Regions from separate parts of the Homo sapiens genome. Here region 1 is linked to region 2. A link is a loop called in an ENCODE intact Hi-C map of the cell type or tissue named here. Cell type or tissue: CD14-positive monocyte. All regions are shown on one strand. Links, peaks and the distances in the headings refer to the core of each region. The heading gives the core; the rest is flanking DNA.

The links. Peaks named below come from ENCODE experiments on the same cell type or tissue, not always from the same donor. Only the 100,000 strongest peaks of a DNase experiment are listed, where the experiment ranks them.
Region 1: it touches region 2 in a loop (2.1-fold over the local background); 2 of 110 quality-filtered maps call a loop at or near these places.

The regions. Positions count from the first base shown.
Region 1 is chr5:163,890,154-163,901,738 of GRCh38, forward strand. No RefSeq gene overlaps it. Among named protein-coding and RNA genes, the nearest start is that of MAT2B, 390 kb to the left of the region's middle. RefSeq lists an enhancer at 2,638-3,193. In CD14-positive monocyte, for the core only: no CTCF peak of the experiment used is centred there; DNase peaks (open chromatin) are centred at 3,348 and 4,638; H3K27ac peaks cover 2,591 bases.
Region 2 is chr5:163,937,368-163,948,952 of GRCh38, forward strand. No RefSeq gene overlaps it. Among named protein-coding and RNA genes, the nearest start is that of LINC03000, 350 kb to the right of the region's middle. In CD14-positive monocyte, for the core only: no CTCF peak of the experiment used is centred there; a DNase peak (open chromatin) is centred at 6,344; H3K4me3 peaks cover 1,021 bases; H3K27ac peaks cover 1,801 bases.

The DNA of each region.
Region 1 (11,585 bases), core at 2,113-7,112, 49 kb before region 2:
GCTTGAACTTAATCTGACTTTACTGGCATCCTTGTTGCTAGACATCAAAAGGGCTGGGAATAATGTCCTAGTCTTTGGTTATACAAATATCTGCATTTCTTTATTTCCCTAAAGCAAACTTCACAACAGATAACGGACCTCCTCTCTAGCACTTCAACAATTCTTCCGACAGATAAATTTGACAGCTTCTGTTTTATGAAATGCATTTGGAAGAGCAAACCTAATTTGCAAGGGGGAGCATATAACTGAAACATAGTTTAAGATTGATGAAAACATATTTGTGGGTAGGTAGGGGTGAGGAGAACCACCTCAGAGCATATTCACAGAAGGAAATAACTTATTTGATACATATGGAAAGCAGTATTTTAATGTCCTCCCACCTCTTTCCTTACTGAATACCTCTCACAGTGTCAGACACTGGGCTAGACACTGGGGATGAATAGATAAATACAATGCTAAGTTTGCCCTCAAGTCACTGATGGATTGGATGGTTATTTGATGTTTCTTTTTTCTTTTTTCTTTTTTTTTTTTTTTCTGAAAATATGTGAAGGGCATCAGCAGAATAAGAACAAGAGTGCAATTGAAAAAGAAGAAAAAACTGTAAATTGATGTTTTTTTGTTTGTTGGCACGTTTGTTTTCATAGGTAGCTGGGAATAAAACATGAAAATCACAGAACTACTGGTAGGGTTACCAACTGCCATGGTTTCCCCAGGACAAAGGAGTTTCATGGACCATGTGATTTTTAGTCTTAAAACTATAAAATTTTTATGCAAACCTTTGCATTTTGCAAAGAAAGATCCATTTTTAACTATTTAAGTCTTTTTTGTTTGAGACAGAGTCTGGCTCAGTCATCCCAGGCTGGAGTACTGTGGCAGGATCTCCACTCACGGCAACTTCCACCTCCTGGGTTCAAATGATTCTCCTGTCACAGCCTCCCACATAGCTGGGATTTCAGGCATGCACCACCAAGTCTGGCTAATTTTTGTACTTTTAGTAGAGATGGAATTTCTCCATGTTGGCTAGACTGGTCTCAAACTCCTGACCTCAGGTGATCTGCCCAACTTGGCCTCCCAAAGTGCTGGGATTACAGGTGTGAGCCACTTCACCGGGATCTATTTAAGTCTTTAAATTTCTTATTTTTAAGGAGACTATTTCATAAGAAGTTGATGTATACTCACTTCCTTTGCCGGAATGTACAAAGGGAGTATCTTACGGAGTGTTACATTTCTTTTCAATAATATAGCTAAATATAAGGCTAATGATTTGCAGTGAGTCCGTATGGGTAATCCTGCATGGTAAAGTTATTGCAGTAGAGTAAAAAAGACGAGATAGAAAAGAACGTACTAAGGGTTACCCTCTCTTCTGGAGTTTTTCAAATTGGTCCTTACTGTAATCCTTTATAAATATAGATTCCTGAGGTTACTTCCAAATTAATAGATTCAATTCTTTGGAAGTAAAGTCTAAATACCTTTAGTTTTCATAAGCAATACACATTAACATGAAGAGATGGCTGCCTTATCCTTCTTGTTTTTTTTGGTTTAAATAAATCATGCAATTCAATTCGAAATCTATAGTTTTCATCCTCTCTGTACTCTTAGGGCACTTTTAAATAACACTAGCTTCTGTGGGGAGGCATGCTTGAAGGGATTGAAAGATGCAGAACATTAAATTGTAACTGTGGATGATATATTCACCACTTCCTTTTGTCTTACCCTTAATTTAAACATCCTTAGGAATGTTTAAATCCTCTTTTCTTTGTTGTTATTTGTTGTTTTACTTTAGAGGAGAACTGTTTCTTGCCGCATGGCTCTTTCATGCCTAATAATGAAACAAAGCCCTCCTGTATTTCTGTAAACATGAGCTCTTTTTGTTGTTATTGTTTATTTATTTGTCTCTGACTTAAAGTTACACTTTATTATTTATTCTTTGAAAAAATGTACTTTGGTTTCTAATGTCATAGGAACGTTCAAAATTATCTGACAATATGACTATTCGGTTGTAAGAAATGTAAAATTTACACCTGTATCAAGATTTGATGAAGCAAAGATGAAATTTACACATCAATTAAACTTGGCACAGCAATTGAAAATCACTGCGTTAGCTGTCAGTAGGAAAGCACTAGTAAATGCTTGCCACTATAAATGAATAAAACACTTATAATTTTTTTTTGGCCATAATCCTTAGGTGTGCAAGAAAACGTAATATATCTTTCCATAATTGAACACAGCTTCTATCTTAAGTACCTGCTGGAAGAAAACTTAATCTTACGTTTTTGGAGCACACCTATGTTTTAATAGTCTCAAAGTATCATTTTCACTGAAATGATTGTGTTACAGATATGATAGAGATTTTGATCTATTTTATTCTATTCTGCGTATTTACATTTCAGGTGTTTTTATATCTCCCTTATACTTCTAATGAAGCAATAATTTAAGACCCTAATGCTGATGACTAATCAATTTATCTATGGTTTATGAATTTCTAATTCTAATATATTATCTGTGATATCTGTGATAATATATTATATATGAAATAATAGATTATTATGATGATGAATTTTCTATGGCTAATAGATTAACTTTAGATTAGGTTAATGGTTCTCGTAGTGTGGTTCCCAGAACAGCAATATTAGCATCACATAAAACATTGTTAAAAGTAAAATTTCTCATCCCTCATACCAAACCGCCTTTAAACCAAAAAAAAAAAAAAAAAATTCTAACCCCCTCAACCGTCTCAATGGACCCCTCCTTCTGACCAAGGGCTTTCCAACATTAGCCTGAAAAACTAGTTCAGGCCATGTTGGGAAGCGGGAGTCAGACATGCCTAAATATACCCTTTTCCCTTTTGAAATTCATGATAGGGCAGACTCTTTAAGTCTGATAAGAAACATTTACAATCTATTCTCTCTGAAGCCTGCTACCTGAAGGCTTCATCTGCATGAGAAAACATTGGTCTCCACGGCCCCTTATTGTAACCCAAAATTTCTTCTATTGATAACTCTTTCAACCAATTGCCAATCAGAAAATCTTTGAATCTGTCTATGACCTGGAAGGCCCCTTCCCTTTCCAGTTGTCCTGCCTTTTCAGACTTAACCAATGTACATCTTGCATATACTGATTGATATCTTATGTTTCTGTAAAATGTATAAAAACAGGTTGTGGCCTGACCGCCTTAGGCATCTGTTCTCCAGGTCTCTTGAGGGCTGTGTCACAGACCATTGGTCACTCATATTTGGCTCAAAAAAATCTCTTCAAATATTTTACCAAGTTTGACTCTTTTTGTCAACACTACTGAATCAGAAACTTGGGTGGAGCTGAAATTTGAGCGCTTCTGGCTTAAGCATCTTGTGCAATGGTAACATGATGGACTCAGCAATTCATCATAAGTGTTTTCTCTCTAGAGAAATCCAGTATGACATAGAGAAAAGATGACCAAGAAGAACATGTTGCCACCCATGTAGAAACAATACAATAATTCTCCTCTTGTCCTGAATGCTGTGAATATTTTCTAAAATTTATAATGTAGTAGGCACAGTGAGCTCATCTAAGATATAATATGCCCAGTATAACTTAACTTTGAATGACAGATATAAGAAAGTTTTAATTTCTATTAAAAGCATTGCAACTTGTAAATGTTTTTTCCCAGTGAGATATTTTGGGGTTCAAATGAGCTTATGGGAAAAGAGAAGATAAATTGTTGTTTTAACTATGCTAGCCAAGTTTTTCTTTAGAGAGTGATAAGGTGTGATACCATCAGCATCCAGTGAACAAACCCAGATAAATGATTTACCATTTCCAAAAAAGGTAAGAGTATAGGGACTACTGGCTTATGGGAGACTGACCTTGAATTCTATCTCTTATTTTCAAAGGGATTTCTGTTTTCCATTCCACAACTGTGAGCTGCACCTCAGTGAACTCTTTAAAAAGGATATCAATAACGATGCTTTGCTTTGCATGTGTAAGCCACACAGAAGCAACTATTCTGTTATCTGTCACCTTCCGTCTCTTCTAACTATGCTTGGCATCAGCAACAAAACTAAAGCAGATCAAATTGCTTGTTTGATACAAATCAAACAAGCAATTAAATGGAAAAGTTTTCTTTTTTTCCTTCTCCTTCTAACAGGATAAGATATTTTAGGCATAGTGAAAATAATATCTTGGGTGTTGAGGTAAAGCAAAATGCTTCCTGGAAATCCTCTGCTCCAATTCTGTAACTGACACTCAGAAAGTCAGAGATTTGGGAAATTTTTTGAAAGCATACAGTATCTCCTGCATATCAGCAGGAGATATATTCCAAGACACCCAGTGAATTCCTGAAACTATGGATAGTACCAAACCCTGTATATAGTGTGTTTTTTTTCCTATACAAACATACCTATGATAAAGTTTATACGTTTGGCACAATAGGAGATTAACAGCAATAACTCATAATGAAATAAAACAACTATAACAACATGCCAGCATTACTACTTTTCCACTTGGGGGCTATTACTGAGGAAAATAAGGGTTACTTTAACATAAGCACTGTGATACTGTTACAGTCAACCTGATGAACAAGAGGACTACTAAGTGACTAATGGAGTCAGAGAGAATCTACAGCATAGATTTGCTGGACAAAGGGATGATTCACATCCTGGGGAGGTTGAAGTGGGATGGTGTAAGGTTTTAACATGCTATGCAGAATGACATAGAATTTATAACTTATGCATTGTTTATTTCTGACATTTTTCATTTTTGGACTGCAGTTGACTGGGTAACTGACACCATGGAAAGCAAAACCACAGATAATGAGGAACTACTATAGTTAAGTAAAATGATGAATTTTTGTTTCTGAGCTGGAAGTAGAGGGTTACATGGTGAATTACTGCATATATACATAAAATACATTAAAATATCACAAATCTAAAGATATACAAGATTTGATATGCTAGTTTATTACACTGTTAGACAATAGTGTAACAATATGAGTAATGATGGTATTCACATAAAATAATACAAATACACACACACATAAATATTTTTTTCACACAATTTCAGGTAGATAAAGAATTCTCCCCAAAGTTTAGATTTAGTATTTGCTGTAAGCAAACCTGTAAAGTTGAAATGATTACCCTATTTATGGGTAATAGATAACACCATACTGTTGTTCTTGTTATTTAAAGAAGACTTCTCCCAAGAGTTAAAGCCACCTCTTCCTTTCTTTCTTTGTCTTTGGTCAACCTAATGTTTTATTAATGAGAGTTATTCGAGATAATCATTCTGAGATCTTAGTGGAGATTACAGTGTACTGTGGACTCAAACATTAAGTCACATTGGAAATTGTACCTAACATTTATTAGAAACTCGCAAATGTGTAAAATGCACATAGTATATTGGCTTACAGAGAATGTGTCTTTGTTCAACTGCTATAAAAGAATACCATAGACTGGGGCCTTGTGAACCATGGAAATGTGTTATAGCTCTGAGGGCTGTAAAGTCCAAGATCCGGTGCCAGCAGATTAAGTATCTGTTGAGGGCCTGCTTCCTCATAGGCAGCCATCATCTTATTCTAAACTCATATGGTAGAAGTCAGACAAGTGGTTTCTCTTGGGCCTCTTTGATAAATACACTAATCCCATTTATGAGGGCTGTGCCCCATGAGCCAATCACTTCCCGAGGGCCCTACCTCCTAACACCTTGGTGGTGAAGATTTCAACATATACATTTGGCAAGGAAAGGACATAAACATTCAGATTATAGCAAGATGCGTGGCAATTTTTACTTTTTTTTCCTTGGGTTAGAATGAGAAGAGAAACAATACTTGCAGACATCTCTGTATATCTCCCTCTTTTCCTCATCTGGCCCCAGGGACTGAGAACTAAAATACTTTCGCTGAGCTCTATATATCCTGTTAATTCAAAATTACACTTCTGTGAGAGTCAGGCCTCCAGAGCCTTTAAGATTCATGTGTAGGAAGTGAATATCGAATATTTATTTGACACTAATGAGCCCTATGCAAAACTTCGTTTGTCAGATGTGTTTTTTCTTGTTTCATTCTATTATACTCCATCATTCTTGTAATGTATAACTATGCAAGTGACATCAAATATGAGAACACTTTTGATTTATATTATTTTTCCCTACCTGTTCCATCAGAATTATTGACTTTTACAATATGTCTGTATGTCTTGCCTGTGAATACCACCTATTATACAATAGTTATTTCTTATGAACTACATGTCCTGTCAAATTTACTTCTGATTTCACCTATCTTGTAATCTATTTAATACAGGCAATTGTGCACATATAGACTGACTTCATATTTATTAACTTGTATTCAAAATAATAGTAATACAAGTGAAATTCATGGCAATTAATCATTTATACAATATTATTATTATAATGTCCAGTACATATACTAGGGGAAAATGAAGAAAAGTGTGTGTGTGCGTGTGTGTGTGTGTGTGTGTGTTTAAAAACAATGGTACCAATAAATCACAAGCCACATTTAACACTTACTTTTAAAATATCAGTCATTACAAAGGTACCAATAAATCACAAGCCACGTTAAACATTTTCTTTTAAAATACCAGTCATTACAAAGGGTACATGGGAGGGGCATTTTCATGAAGACAGAGTCTTTTCTCTTCCTTTCTCTTTCTTTTTTGTTTCTACAATTCACTTTTCGCCTGTAGTTATAATCTTCAGCTCATGGTATCAAAGTCTCCTCTACAGTAACTAAATTAATTGTGATACCATGAGTACAACATTTTGACTAAAGGTGAAAAATCATCCAAAGTAAATGAAGTACAGAATAAGTACTAAAATTCTGATACTCTAATTATGTAAATATGATCTGATGAAAAAGAAAACAATTACAAACTAATTAAATGTACATTTGAGTTGTTCATCAAAGACCAGATGATGTAGATAACCACAAATTAGCTCCAGTTTTCCAGAGTACACAGCATGTTGATTTGGCTGCCTGATGTCTATTCAACCACCTTCTACTAACTGTCTCAATTCTCCTCTGAGCCACCCACCATCACCAGCTCTCTTCTGAGGGTTTCCAGGAGAGTCAACTTCATTCTTTATTCACTAGTGAATCATATGACCCGAGCCTTAGTTATGCACAGTGATTAAATCAGAGGTGAGTCCCTGACCTAATTAGAATCATTTAGAACTAGTGATACAACGAAAACTTTCTGAAAATTCTGGAAAGCATCTCTCATTCTTTCCTGTGGACTTATAGTTTAGAAGAGAAGATCTGGATTGGATTCACTTATCATAGAAACACAAAAGAAGAGCTGTCTAAGAACAAAGCTAGCACACAGAAGAGAGCAGAGCCAGGGTCAGAAGAGTGTCATTGTAACATCAATCTCTATCTGAAGTGAGCTCTACTGCTCTGATCCTTCGATTCAGAAGAGCTAATAAATTCCTTTCTGGCATAAAATCATTTGATTTGGGCTTTCTGTAATCTGTAGCCGAGATCGAATAGGCTCTGCCCAGATGAAGAGGACATACAAAGGGTTGGCAACTCTTAAAGTTTCTCTCCATGGGTAAGAGACTAGATTATCATCAGAGATAGGTCATAAATTTACAGCATACCAGCAAATCCTGGACCTGCAACAACACAAACATTACTGGTAGAAGAAATGAGAAAATGCTGTCATATGCAAAGGCATATCCATGATAAAGAAAGTAGCAGAACAAGCACTGCCATTATTGTCCATGTTGCCATAGGCACAAACCTAGCTAAAAGGTTTACTAATCTGTGTATGCATACATAATATAATCCAAATGTTTGCCTTAATTTTCTGTTACAGGCATATCTCATTTTACTGCACTTCAGTCTAATGAACTTTGCAGACATTGCATTTTTAAAAAACTGAGGGATTGTGACAACACTGCAGTGAGCAAGTTGTTCAGCACCATTATTCCAACAGGATGTGCTCATTTTGGTGTCTCAGTGTCACATTTTGATGATTATTGCAATATTTCAAACTTATTTTATATGTGCTATGATTATCTGTGATCAGTGACCTTTGATGTTACTATTGTGATTGTTTTGGGGTGCAACAAACTGCATTCATATGACAGCGAACTTAATTGATAAATGTTGTGTGTGTTCTGACTGCTCTATAGATCAGCTGTTCATCAGCTCTCTCCCTCTCCTCAGGGCTCTCTATTCTCTGAGACACAGAATATAAAAATTAGGTCAATTAATAACCATACAATGGCTTCTAAGTGTTCAAATAAAAGGAAGAGTTTCACATCTTTCATGTAAATCAAAAGCTAGAAATGATTAAGCTTGGTGAAGAAGGCATGTTGAAAGCTGAGATAGGCTGGAAGCTAGGTCTCTTGCACCAAACAGCCAAACTGTGAAACCAAAGGAAAAGTTATTAAAGGAAGTTAAAAGTTGTACTCTAGTGTACACATGAACAATAAGAAAGCAAAACAGCCTGATAGCTGATAGAGAAAATTTTATGGTCTGGATAAAAGATTAAATCTGCCACAATATTCCCTTAAGTCAAAGCCTAATTCAGAGAAGATAACTCTTCAATTCTATGAAGCCGAGAGAGATGAGGAAGTTCTTCATAACCTAAAAGTGCAAGATGTGGCTACAAGGGCTGTTGGAGAAGCTGCAGCGAGTTATCCAGAAGACCTAGCTAAGATCATTGATGAAGGTGGCTACACTAAACAATAGATTTTCAATGTCATGAAACAACCTTATATTGGAAGAAGATGCCATCTGGAACTTCTGTAGTTAAAGAAGAAAAGTTAATACTTGGCTTCAAAGCTTAAAAGGACAGATTAAGTCTTGTTTGGGGCTAATGGAGCTGGTGACTTTAAGTTGAAGCCAGTACTCATTTACCATGCTGAAAATCCTAGGGCCCTTAGGAATTATGCTAAATCTACTCTGCCTGTGCTCTACAACAAAGCCTGGATGATAGTGCATCTGTTTATAGCATGGTTTGCTGAATAATTTAAACCCACAGTTGACAGCTGCTTTTTCAGAAAAAAAGATTCCTTTCAAAATACTACTGTTCATTGACAATGCACCCAGTTACCTGAGAGCTCTGATGAAGATATACAAAGAGTTTAATGTTGTTTTTATGCTGCTAACACAATCTGTTTTATAGCCCAGGGATAAAAGAGTAATTCTGATTTTCAAGTCCTATTAAAGAAATACATTTAATAGGACTATAGCTGTGATAGTGATTCTTCTGATAGATCTGGGCAAAGTAAATTGAAAACCTTCTGGAAAGAATTTCCCATTCTAAATGCCATTAAGAACATTCATGATTCATGGGAGGAGGTCAAAATATCAACATTAATAGGAGTTTGGAAGAAGCTGATTCCAATCTCCATGGATGGCTTTGAGGGGTTCAAGACTTCAATAGAGGAAGTCACTGCAGCTGTGATGGAAAGAGCACGAGAACTGGAGAATTAGAAGTGGAGCCCAAAGATGTGACTGATTGCTGCAATCTCATGGTAAAACAGATGAGGAATTGCTTCTTATGAATGAGGAAAGCAAGCGATTTTTTTGAGATAGAAAATACTCCTGGTGAAGATGCCGTGAACATTGTTAAAATGACAACAAAGAATTTATATGGTTATACAAACTTAGTTGATAAAACAGCAGCACAGTTTGAGAGGATTGACTACGGTTTTGAAAAAAGTTCTACTGAGAGTAAAATGCTATCAAATAAGAGCACATACTACAGAGAATTTTTTTTCTGTGAAAAAGAGTTGATCAATATCACAAACTTCATTGTTGCCTTAATTCAAGAAATTGCCACAGCCACCACAAAATTCAGCAACCACCACCCTGATCAGTCAGCAGCCATAAACATTGAGGCAAGTCACTCCAATAATAAAAAGATTACATTCACATTACTAAAGGCCTACTTTACTGCAATTCAATTTACCCAGTGCATCATGTTTGACTAGCAAGAAAAAATCACAAGACATACCAAAAGACAAAAGACACAGTTTGAAGAGACTGAATTACAACCAGACTCAGGTATAGCAGGGATGTTGGAGTTTACTGTCTGGAAATTTAAAATAGCTGTGATTTAATATGCTAAGGGCTCTAACATATAAAGTAGAGAGCAGGTAAGAACAGATGGGGAATATAAACAGAAAAGTAAAAACTCTAAGAAAGAATAAGAAATGCTTCACTGTAAGATAAATGAAGAATGCCTTTGTTGAACTTATTATTCACTGTAAGATAAATGAAGAATGCCTTTGTTGAACTTAGACTGGACGTGACTGAAGAAAGAATTGCAGAGCCTGGCCGGGCATGGTGGCTCACGCTTGTAATCCCAGCACTTTGGAAGGCCGAGGTGGGTGGATCTCCTGAGGTCAGGAGTTCAAGACCAGCCTGGCCGACGTGACACCCCATCTCAAATAAAAATACCAAAAATATAGCTTGATGTAGTGGTGGGCGCCTGTAATCCCAGCTACTTCGGGAGGCTGAGGCAAGAGAATTGGTTGAACCCAGGAGGCGGAAGTTGCAGTGAGCTGAGATTGTGCCATTATACTCCAGCCTAGGTGATGAGAACAAAACTCTGCCTTAAAACAAAACAAAACAAAACAGAGTTGCAGAGCCTGAGGATATTTCAATACCAATTTCTAAAACTAACGAAGCAAGCAAGCAAACAAACAAACAGACAAAAATAATAGAATATCCCAAACGCTGTAGGAGAACTACAAAAGGTGTAACAAATGCATAAGGGGAATATCATAAGGAGAAGAAAGAGACAAAGAAACAAGAAATATATACAACAATAATGACTGAAAATTCCCCTAAATTAATATTTGTCATCAATCCAGAAAACTCAGACAACACTGAACAGAATTGTCAAAAAAAGATACTAAGGCCTATAATATTCAAACTGAAAATATCAAAGAGAAAGAAAAACTGTTGAAGGAAGCCGGAGTTTGGTGATCAGGGACACCTTACCTTTAGGGGAGCAAAGATAAGAATTACATCTGATTTCTCCTTAGAAACCGTGCAAGCAAGAAGAGAGTGGAGGGCAATATTTTAAATGTTGAAAGAAAAAACCCACCATCCTGAAATCTGTACCCTGAAAAATTATTTTCAGAAGTGAAAATGAAATAAGGACTTTATCAGATGAATAAAAATTGAGGGAGCTTCTTGCCCATAAATCTGCCTTATGAGAATTATTAATAGAAGTTTATTAGGGAGAAGGAAAGTAATATATGTAGAAACTAGGTTTTACATATAGAATGGAAGAAAATCAAGAAAGGAATAGTGAAGGTAAAATAAACTTATTTTTATTATTCTTAAGTGATGTAAGAGATAATTGTTCATTCAAAATAATGTAACAATGTATTTGATTATACACACACATTCTGCATATTTACATGTGTTGACATGTAAGTGAAATGCATTACAGCAGTGATATGAGATGAAAGGAAATAATTATTTTGTAATTTTAAGGTACTCATACTACCCTTGAAATGGCATAGTGTTATTTGAAATTGAACTTCGATTTGTTGCTAATGAATTTTGTAATACTGCACACCCTAGGCCAACGACAAAAAATGTATTAAACAAAGAAGTATAATATGCTAAG
Region 2 (11,585 bases), core at 4,274-9,273:
CTCATAGATAGGAGGTATCAATATCATGAAAATGGCCATACTGCCCAAAGTAATTTATAGATTCAATGCTATTTCCATCAAACTACCACTTACATTTTTCACAGAATTAGAACAAAACTACCTTAAATTTCACGTGGAACCAGAAAAGTGGGCAAAGGATATGAACAGACGCTTCTCAAAAGAAGACATTTATGTAGCCAACAAACATATGCAGAAAAGCTCAACATCACTGATCATTACAGAAATGCAAATCAAAACCACAGTGAGATACCATCTCATGCCAGTCAGAATGCCGATTATTAAAAAACCAAGAAACAATAGATGTTGGCGAGGCTGTGGAGAAATAGGAATGCTTTTGCACTGTTGATGGGAGTGTAAATTAGTTTGACCATCGTGGAAGACAATGTGGTGATTCCTTAAGGATCTAGAACCAGAAATACCATTTGACCCAGCAATCCCATTACTGAGTGTTTACCCAAAGGAATATAAATCATTCTACTATAAAGACACATGCACACATATGTTTGTTGCAGCACTATTTACAATAGCAAGCATATGGAACCAACCCAAGTGTCCATCAATGATAGACTGTATAAAGAAAATGTTGTACATCTACACCATGGAATACTGTGCAGCCATAAAAAAGAATGAGATCATATCATTTGCTGGAAGATGGATGAAGCTGGAAGCCATCATCCTCAGCAAACTAACACAGGAACAGAAAACCAAACACTGCATGTTCTCACTCATTAGTGGGAGTTGAACAGTGAGAACACATGGACACAGGGAGGGGAACAACACACATTGGGGTCTCTCGGGGGTCAGGGCCAAGGGGAGGGAGAGCATTAGGCCAAATACTTAATGCATGTGGGGCTTAAAACCTAGATGACAGGTTGATGGGTGCAGCAAACCACTATGGCACATGTATACCTGTGTAACAAATCTGCACGTTCTGCACATGTATCCCAGAACTTAAAAAAAAAGAAAGAAAATTAATTTTCTTTTGCTGAAGACTTGATAATATTGTATAATGAACTAAACCAAAAATTACAAACCAAAACAGTGCTTATATGTGAAATTTATAATGCAGCAAAGATATTTTTATTACTATTATTGTTAAAATGAAAATATTAATGTTATTTAATTATAACATTACTATTTAATAGTAATGTCAAGCTGCTTTATACACGTCTTCTGCTAAAAGTTAAATGGTTAGCCAGGCGCAGTAGCTCATGCCTCTAATCCCAACACTTTGGGAGGCCAAAGCATAAGAATCACTTGAGCCCAGTTGTTAAACACCAGGGTGGACAACATAAAAAGATCCTGTCTCTACCAAAAATTAAAAAAAAAATTAGGTGGTCATAGTGGTGTGTGCTTGTAGTTGCAGCTACTCCAGGGACTGAGGTGGGAGAATCCCTTAAGCCTGGGAGTTGTGCAATCAGGGCTGCAGTGAGTCCTGATTGCGCCACTGCACTCTGGTCTGGGTGACAGAGATCCTGTCTGTCTCAAAATAAATAAATAAATAGTTAAATGAAGAAAGATCTTCACCACACTAATTTTAGCAGATACATTTTTTAAATGTGGATTATAGTTTTAGCTGCATTTTTCAGACCTCAAAGGGAATTTTCATATTTCAAAATACGTTTAACTGTACAACTGAGGCGCTTCTACCTATCCTTAAATTGGAAGTAATTAATCTACTTTGTAGTGATATGCTGAAGGGCAAATATCAAAGAAAAGAATCTAATAGAATCTACAAATGCCTTCCCAATAATGAATATACTCAATTAAAATTATATGCTGATGAATTAGCATCAGTACTTGGCAATACTTTTCTATGGGAAAAAGACGTTTTTAAAGATGAAAGCGGTAAAATCTCATTACATATCAGCATTAACAGATGAACATTTATAGCTGGTTTTGATTATAGGGAATACTAACTTTGAACTTTATTTAAGTGAAATGTTATTCTCCCACCAAAAAGAAAAAAAAAGAATTCAATTCATTAGTAGACATCTATTACTGAAAACATATTCAATCACTATTATTTTTTGACTTTTTTCTTTATCTTTTTTTGAGCCAGAGTCTCACTCTGTCACCCAGGCTAGAGTGTAGTAGTGTGATCTTGGATCACTGCAACCATTGCCTCCCAGGTTCAAGCAGTTCTCCTGCTTCAGCCTCCCAAGTAGCTGGGATTGCAGGTGCCTGCCACCACGCCCAGCTAATTTTTATATTTTTAGTAGAGACGGGGTTTCACCATGTTGGCCAGGCTGGTCTCGAACTCCTGACCTCACGTGATCCTCCCGCCTCAGCCTCCCAAAGTGCCGAGATTACAGGCATGAGCCACCATGCCCAGCCTTTGAGTTTTTTCAGTAAGAATGTGTGAAAAATTGTTTTTTTTCCTTCTGTTGTTACATAACTACCTAAGTAGTGTCCTCAGTTTTGCCTCTTAGTTTACAAAGCCTGAAATATTTATAGACATACCTCATCTTATTGCACTGCATTTTATTACCCTTTACAGATGTTGCATTTTTATAAATTGAAAGTTTGTGGCAACCGTACATCAAGCAATTCTATTAGTATCATTTTTCCAAAATCTCCTGTATCACATTTTGGTGATTCTCACAATATTTCAAACTTTTTCATCGTTATTATATCTATTATGGTGACTTGTGATCAGTGATCTTTGATGCTACTATTGTAATTATTTTGAGGTGCTACAAGCCATGCCCGTATAGGACAGTGAACTTAATAGATGAATGTTGTGTGTATTCTGACTTCTCCACCAATCAGCTATTTTGTTGTTGCTCTTCCTCTCATTGAGGCTTCCTTATTCCATACAGACACATCAATATTGAAATTAGGCACATTAATAACCCTACAATGGCCTCTAAGTTTTCAAGTGAAAGCAAGAGTCGCATGTCTCTCACTTTTAATCCAAAGCTAGAAATAATTCAAGTTAGTGTGGAAAACATGTTAAACGCTGAGATAGCGGTCAACGATAATTTATTGTACATTTTAAAATAGCTAAAATCGTATCATTGGAATGTTTGTAACACAAAGAAATGATAAATTCTTGGGGTGATGGATACCCCATTTACCCTGATGTAGTTATTATAATACATATTGTTTGCCTGTATTAAAATATCTCATGTACCTCATAAATATATACACTTACTGTGTACCCATAAAATTAATTAAAAAAAAAAGTCGAAATAAGCTGAAAGGTAGGCCTCTTGCACCAAATAGCCAAGTTGTGAATGCAAAGAAAACGTGCTTAAAGGACTACTCCAGTGAACACAGGAATGATAAGAAAGCAAAACAGCCTGATTGCTGATGTGGAGAAAGTTTGAGTGGTCTGGATAGAACTTCAAACCAGCCACAACATTCCCTTCAGCCAAAGCTTAATCCAGAGCAAGGCCCTAATTCTCTTCAATTCTATGAAGACTGAGGGAGGTGAGCAAACTGCAGAAGAAAATTGTGAAGCAAGCACAGGTTGGTTCGTAAGATTTAAGGAAAGAAGCCATTTCCATAACATAAAGTGTAAGGTGAAGCAGCAAGTGCTAAACGTAGAAGCTGCAGCAGGTTGTCCAGAAGACCCAGTTAAGATCACTGATTAAGGTGGTTACAATAAACTACAGATTTTCAAATGTAGATGAAACAGCCTTCTATTCAAGGAAGATGCCATCTAGGACTTTCAGAGCTAGAGAGGAGAAGTCAATGCGTGGCTTCAGAGCTTCAGAGGATAAGCTGACTCTCTTGTTAGGGGCTAATGCAGCTGATGGCTTTAAGTTGAAGTCAGTGTTCACTTACCATTTGGAAAGTTCTTGGGTCGATACAAATGATACTAAATCTACTCTGACTGTGCTCTATAAATGGAACAACAAAGCATGGATGACAGCATATCTATTTATAGTGCATGGTTTACTATTTTAAGCCCGCTGTTAAGACCTATTGCTTAGAAAAATGATTTCTTTCACAACATTACTGCTCATTGACAATGCACCTGGTCCCATGAGCTCTGATGGAGATATGTAAGGAGATTAATGTTGTTTCCATGCCTGTTAACACAACATCCATTCTGCAGCCCACGGATCAGGAATAATTTTTATTTTCAAGTTTTATTATCTGAGAAATACATTTCATAAAGCTGTAGGTACCATATATATTCATTCCTCTGATGGATGTGGGCTAAGTAAATTGAAAATCTTCTGGAAAGAATTCACTATTCTAGATGACATTAAGAAGACTTAGGATTCATGGAAGGAAGTAAAATATTAACAGGAGTTTCAAAGAAGTTGATTCCAACTTTCATGGATGGCTTTGAGGGGTTCAAGACTTCAGTGGAGGAAGTCACTGCAGATGTGGTAGAAATAGCAAGAGATCTAAAATTAGAAGTGGAACCCGAGGATGTGACTGATTTCTGAAACCTCATGATAAAACTTTAAAAGATGAGGAGTTGCTTCTTATAGATGAGAAAAGCAAGTGGTTTCTTGAGATGGACTCTACTTCTAGTGAAGATGCTGTGAACATTGTTACAAGGACAGCAAGGAGTTTAGCATATTACATAAACTTAGTTGAAAAAGCAAAAGTGGATTTTGAGAGGATTGACTCTAATTTTGAAAGAATTTTTTCTGTGGGTAAAATGCTATCAAAAAACAGCACGTGCTACAAAGAAATTTTTCATGAAAGTGTCAATCAACCCAGTGAGTTAGCAAAACAATGTACTTCTCTTCTCTGTTTCATTTTCCTGCTTCTCTACCAGTACCTCTGGAATCATCTCCCAAATAAACTACTTGTTCTTGAACCCTTGTGCCAGGGTCTTTGACAATTCACATAGATAGTGATCACATAAAATCCACTTTGAAATATTTTTACAAAATAGTTATCTTCTAAAGAAAATGAGGAAAACAATCCTGTTTACAATAGCATCAAAAAGAATGAAATACTTAGAAATAAACTTAACCAAAAAGCAAAAGGCTAGTACACTGAAACTACCCAACGTTGTTAAAAGAAATTAAAGACAACTCAGATAAATGGAAAGATATTGCTTGTTATGGATTGTAAGCTTAACATTGTTAAAATGTCCATACTGCTCAAAGAAACTTATAGATTTAATGTAATCTTTATCAAAATCTCAATGACATTTTTGCAGAAATAGAAAAAACCATAATAAAATTTATATGGCATCTCAAGGGACTCTGAATCATCAAGCAATATTGAAAGTGAAGAGCAAAGTAGGAAGCATTATAATTTCTGATTTCAAAACATATTACAAATCAACAGTAATCAAAAGAGTGTGGTACTGGCATAAATTCAGACATATAGACCAGTAGAAAACATTAGAAAGTCAAGAAATATCCACACATATCTGCTGAAATGGTCTTTGATATGGATGCCAAGAGTACACAGTACAGAAAGGGAACTCTCTTTACCAAACGATAATGGAAGAACTGCATTTCCACATACAATATAATGAAGTTTACCTTTCATTAGTGATGTTGGGAATTTTTTTATATGCTTATTAGCCATTTGTGTATCTTCTTTGAAGAAATATCTATTCAAGTCCTTTGCCTATTTTTTAATGGAATGTACAGTTTTTGTATCATTGTTATTGTTTTGAGACATCTTGCTCTGTCACCCAGGCTGGAGGGCAGTGGCACAGTCACAGCTTACTGAAGCTTCTTCAGGCTCAAGGGATGCTCCCACCACAGCCTCCCAAGAAGCTGGGACTACAGGCTTGTGCCACCATGCCTGCCTAGATTTTTATGTTTTTTTTTTTTTTTTTTTTTTTTTTAAAGAACAGGACCTGCCTGTGTTGCCCAGGCTGGCCTTGAACTCTTGGGTTCAAGCGATCCACTTACCTAAGCCTCTTAAAGTGCTGGGATTATGGATGTGAGCCACAGTGCCCGGTTGGAATGAACATTTTTTAATTGACTGGACGCTAATCATTAGAGAAATGCAAATCAAAATTACAATGGGATGTCACTTTACATTCCTTAGGATAGCTACTATTTAAAAAAAGAAAATAGCAAATGTTAGCAAGGATGAGGGGAAATTAAAGCCCCTGTCCACTGCTGGTGGGAATGTAAAATTGTATAGCTGCTATGAAAACAGTACTGAGGTTCCTTAAAATATTTAAATAGAATCTGATCTAGTAATCCCACTTCTGGGTATGTATACAAAATAACTGAAAACAGGCTCTCAGAGAGCTACTTGCACACCATGTCCATTGCAGCATTATTCAAATTAGCCAAGAAGTGGAAGCTTAGCCAAGAAGTGGAAGCAACCCAAGTGTTCCCTAGGAGATGAATGTTTAAATAAATGTAATATGCACATACAATGGAATATTACTCAGACTTAAAAAGGAAGGAAATCTTGTCATGCTACAACATAAATGAATGTTGAGGGCACTATACTAAGCAAAATAAGGCAGTCACTAAAAGACAAATACTGTATGAGTCCACTTCTATGAGGTGTCTGGAATAGTCCAACTCATAGAAACAGAAAGTAGACTGGTGATCGCCAGAGAGAAGAGGAAACTGGGAGTTGCTCAGTAGGTATAGAGTTTCAGGTTTACAAAATGAAAAAGTTCCAGATATCTGTTATGCAACAATATGGACATACCACAAATTAAATATATGTTTTTAAATGATTACGATAATAAATTTTATGTTATGTGTTTTTATCACAACTAAAATGAACAATTAAAGGAAAAAAAACTTAGGCTGCGCACAGTGGCTCATGCCTATAATCCCAGCACCTTTGGAGGCCTAGTTGGAAGGATCACATGAACCCAGGAGTTCAAGACCAGCCTGGGAAACATAGTCCGACTCCATCTCTACAAAAATTTAAAAAATCAGCTGGATATGGTGGTGCACACCTCTAGTTCCAGCTACTTAGGAGGCTGAAGTGGGAGGATTTATTGAGTCCAGGAGATCAAGGCTGCAGTGAGATGTTATTGTGCCACTCTACTCCAGTCTACATGACACAGCTAGACCCTGTCTGAAAAAAAAATAAACTTAAAAAAATATGGGAGGTATTATAGGATTATATAATATCCTTGCCCAAAAGCCACTTTTAGCATACCTTCAATTAAAAAGTAAAAGCAATATATACTTATAAAGTTAGAAATGTTAATTTATATAAGAAGATTAAAAAAACATAAATCCACACCCCATTCCTTTACCTTACTTACTGAACTACTATTCATTTATGATTCCTTTTCCAGCAGAGGGACTATATAGGGAACAGGGAATAGGGAACAGGGAATTGATCACTCAGTTTTTGATAAAAAGATGGCTACTAAATAAGGTGAAATGTTTCTTTAAAGCTTGTACCAAACAATAATTTGATTTCTGAGTGTCTACCAATAACCACCTGTAATTTATACAGTAATATTTAAATGATGGGATAGTTCCAGTCACTGAATATGCATGTGTTAACTCAGTTAATTTACCAGTAAAGATACAAATGAAGTGTTTTTAAATTGAGAATGGCTAGTTGCCATTCTCAATTTAAATGGAAACTATCACCATAGCTCTCAGGAGAATATTTTCATCCCCAGGGTAATCAATAGTTTCACAAATCTGTTCACATTCATGTACTTGAGTTTTTCAATCAGTATTTTCAGTGGTTTATGAGCCATATTTATGAAAGCTTCCCAGCACTGACAATATTAAGGAAAAGGTCTCTGACATTTTAAAGATTTTCTTTCTTTATATTTAAAACTTTGATTTTACTCATATTTATTTTATGGAAGGAATGAAGTTGAGAACTAAAGTACTTATCTATAGATAGATTCTGCAGCTTTTAGGAACGAGCACAGATTAATGACTAGAGACAGCACATACACAAAATCCCCACACAATATTTTCCAAAAAGAGCTGGCCACCAAGACAGAAAGTAACATAGTGCTTCTCACAGTAGCTTCCCTTAGTCTTTACATCTTGAATGATGTCAAACATCTGGGAGTGATTTATTTTTCTTAACAGTAGGATCAGCTAGATCAGGAATACTTAGTTATTATCAATCCACAGCCCTTTTTTACTTTCTGCTTTTATGATCTCTCCAGAAGAAGAAACACACACACATACACACTTCCAGGCATTTTTATTTGTGAAAATATACAGAAACATCCTGTTCCACTGTGTAAGCTGTATATCCACAGGGCCATATTGTCACCTAGGGGAGAAAAGTGAGGTCAGCACCCGGCTGTTTCTGAGCAAAGATCTCAGCCTCCATTTTCCATCATTCTAGAAATCATTTCTTCTCAGCTACCAGTTAGCCTCAACAGAAATCATTAACTGAAAAAATCTCCACTAACTATTTGAAACACCTCATGACAAAACTTTAAATTAATCTCTGGACTCGATTTCATTTATCTTTCTGTCTACCCCTGTACTGTTGTCAAAATGCTTGAAGTATAGCTTTATACTTTATACTTATACTTTATGTGGATTTATGCTTTCTATTACATTTTCTCTAGCAAGGGCTAGTTTTCTCTCCTAACCCTTATTTTTCAAGTATCTTCTTCATATGGCTGCATAAATATTTTTTTCTATATGGATTGATCTGGGTGTCCTGAGCCAAGGCTTCCTTGTTAGAATTAGAGATTAAGGATATCAAAGTAACAAAATGATACAGTACTTGATTTCCGCAGTTCACGATCTAAATAATAAAGCAGTCAGGATTACAGCTCTGGTATACCGTTGCTGAAATGGAAAGATAAATCTGGTATATTGCTTTAATATGTGTATATAAAAATCTCATATTTAAAAATATTATTGAAAAGCAAATAGGAATTTGGGTGGAAATTTAGGAAGTAGAAAGTCAAAATCAGTAAACCCTTCACAGACTAAGTAATCACAGGTATTAACACTAAAAAGCAAATACGTTGCACTGTAGAACTCCCACTGCTCTTAAAGAGAAGGCCTCACCTGAGCCCCACGGCCAGATGGATTTGGTTTGGCAGGTTGGGGCAGGACTTGGGAGCACTGAATTACTCTCTCTCCAATTATGGCTGAAATTATATTGGTCGGGGAGACCTGAATAAATGGACCAACAAGATAAGGCACAGCCTGGGATGAGAGGGAGAAATTTTGGGGATAGGGAGAGTTTTGTAGACAAAATTACTAATTTTAGGTTATTAAATTTTTATCATTATTAAATTATTTACCATGGGGCATGCTAGCATCTCTCTCCCACTTTGTCATCCTTAGAGTATCCTTAATAGAGACCCCATGACTCACTCATGTTTTTTGTGTGTGTGTCTGTGAAAGTGGATTCATTTAAGCAAACTCAAAGAGGGGAGCTGAACTATATGTTTAACTTGATACAAGACAAGGCTAGATAATATGGGCAACCTGGAGTTGAGACAGTGGAAATTCTGAAAGTGTAGAGCCCTGGAAAAGAGCCAAAAAAAAAAAAAAAAAAAAAAAAGACCAAAAACAAACAAACAAACAAAAAAACGGAAAACTTCAAACATTCAGGGCGTAGAAGTAGAGATTTCAAATAAAGCTGGACCCGGTTCTTGTCTGGATATGTGGAACGGTTACGAAATTACAGATACATTGTAAATTCAGGGTTGGAAAAGAGCAAGGCCAGGGTAGGGTGAAGGGATTTTGTAGCCCAGGCCTTGCTGTGAGCCTGGATGGTAAAGGATGGGCAATAGGTTCACTTTCCCCTCCTTGCTCCTCCACTATCCTGAGGGTTCTTCACAACTGTCCCCTGGATTAGTGATGCTACTGGGATCTCTGGACCAGACCTTCTAGGCTCAGTGTCCAGGGCCCAGTGCTGCTTGAGGCTGGAGTGTGCCGTGGAAGACAGGGATGGATCTCCACCTCCTGCGGCTTGAGCTCACCCTCCATAGGCCATTTTATTTGTTTTATTCTTACTGTGTGCTGCGTAGCTCTTCCTTCTTTTTCTGTACTTCCTCCAGATGAATCCATTTGGGAAAGAGACAGAAATCAGTTAAGAGATGCCAGATCCAACCACTCCAGCACACAGAGGGACTCTTGTGTTCTCTGTTCCTCTTCCCACTTTCCTGAATCACTTCTCTTTTCACAGACCTTTGAGATGAGCTCTCTCAGGAAAAATTAGAACATTTTCCTTTAAGAAAACAGGATGAGCAGCAGAAGGCTTCAGTCCAAGCTCATAGACTAATCTGGGGTTGGTAGAGGGCTCCAGGGTAAAATTTCAAACACGGTGACTTTGTGTTCTTGGAACGGATTAAGAGAGTGTAGGATTTGTCTGGGGGCACAGAGTCACACAGTAATTATTCATCATCCCGTCATATGTCGGGTGTCTCTGGGCCCAGCCCCTGTTTCAGGGCTGATCTGAAGAGCAAAGTCAAGTTTCTGAAAGCCTCTGATGAGATGCTAAAATCTGAGCTCTGTCTTCAGGGAACAGAGTCCTACCTGGTGAAGCACGCACACGCCTGTGGGCTAGACATTCCGCAACTGTCCTCGGCAGAGGAACACTGACCAGAATCTCAATAGAAGATCATGCACAAGAAGCACTTGTTTGAGTTTTCCAAAAAGGGACAATAAATAAATGATTTTGACTTTCTTGAAAAGAGTAACAGGAAACACAGAGTTGCATGAGTTTCGGGTAGAAAGTTGCATTAGTCAAGAATAACGATGGGCTGAGGTTTGTCTAAGGAGAAGAGCATGAGAACTGGGTTTCAGTCTCTGAGTCCTTCAGGGTCCAGGGCAGACAAGGGAAAGATGTCCTCACCTGACCCCATGCCCTCGCCCAGAATCACTCATCACCCTCAGATCCACAGAATCACCCTCCACCAGCAGACCCTCCACTGCCCCCACGGAACCAACCACCTTCCTGCTGACTCAGCCTGGTCCCTTCCCTTTCTATGGAACTGTCCCAGGGAGCTCATCTCCAGAGTTCCTGTGGGTGCCCTCTTCTGCCCCCATATTCGCAGGCCGGGAAGACTCATGTCTGCCCTTCACAGCCTTCTCCTGGAGGCAGGGATCGGGCAGGGGTTTGTCTCTCCTCCTTCTCACACTGTGTTCTCCGTGTAGAGTGTGTTTCTTTTTATCACTTGCTGGCCTCTCTCTGAGATTAAGCTGCAGCCTGTCATGTGGTGGTTAGACGTGTGTTTATCCTTCATCCTGTTGATCAGGAGCACCTGGATTTGAGCGATAAGGAGGCTGCATACCCAGATGTGGTTGGAGAAGAGAAAGGATTATGTCCAGAACAACCGAGCAGGGCTATGAGGTGCATTCTGTGAACAACTTACCATTACTCGGCATTGGGCAGGACACCCCAGCCCCCATACCTTCCAGGACAGTGAGGACAAATCAGAGCAGTGTAACAGTTCATGGAGAGTCCACTGCTCCCAAGCCATATCAAGACCCCCCTGAGAGCCACTGTTCATGGAAGTTCCCAATTGTAGGTGGAGAATTGAGCATTCTGGGGGCACCAGGCACTGAGGAATGACACACACCACCGCACCTTTTGGCAGAGCAAGATTTAAAAAACTCAAGTCTGAAAGACCATCTTGGTAGAGGGCCAAAGCTCCAGTTGGAGGAAGAGCTCCGATGGGCTCCTGACTCAGAAAATTTGTC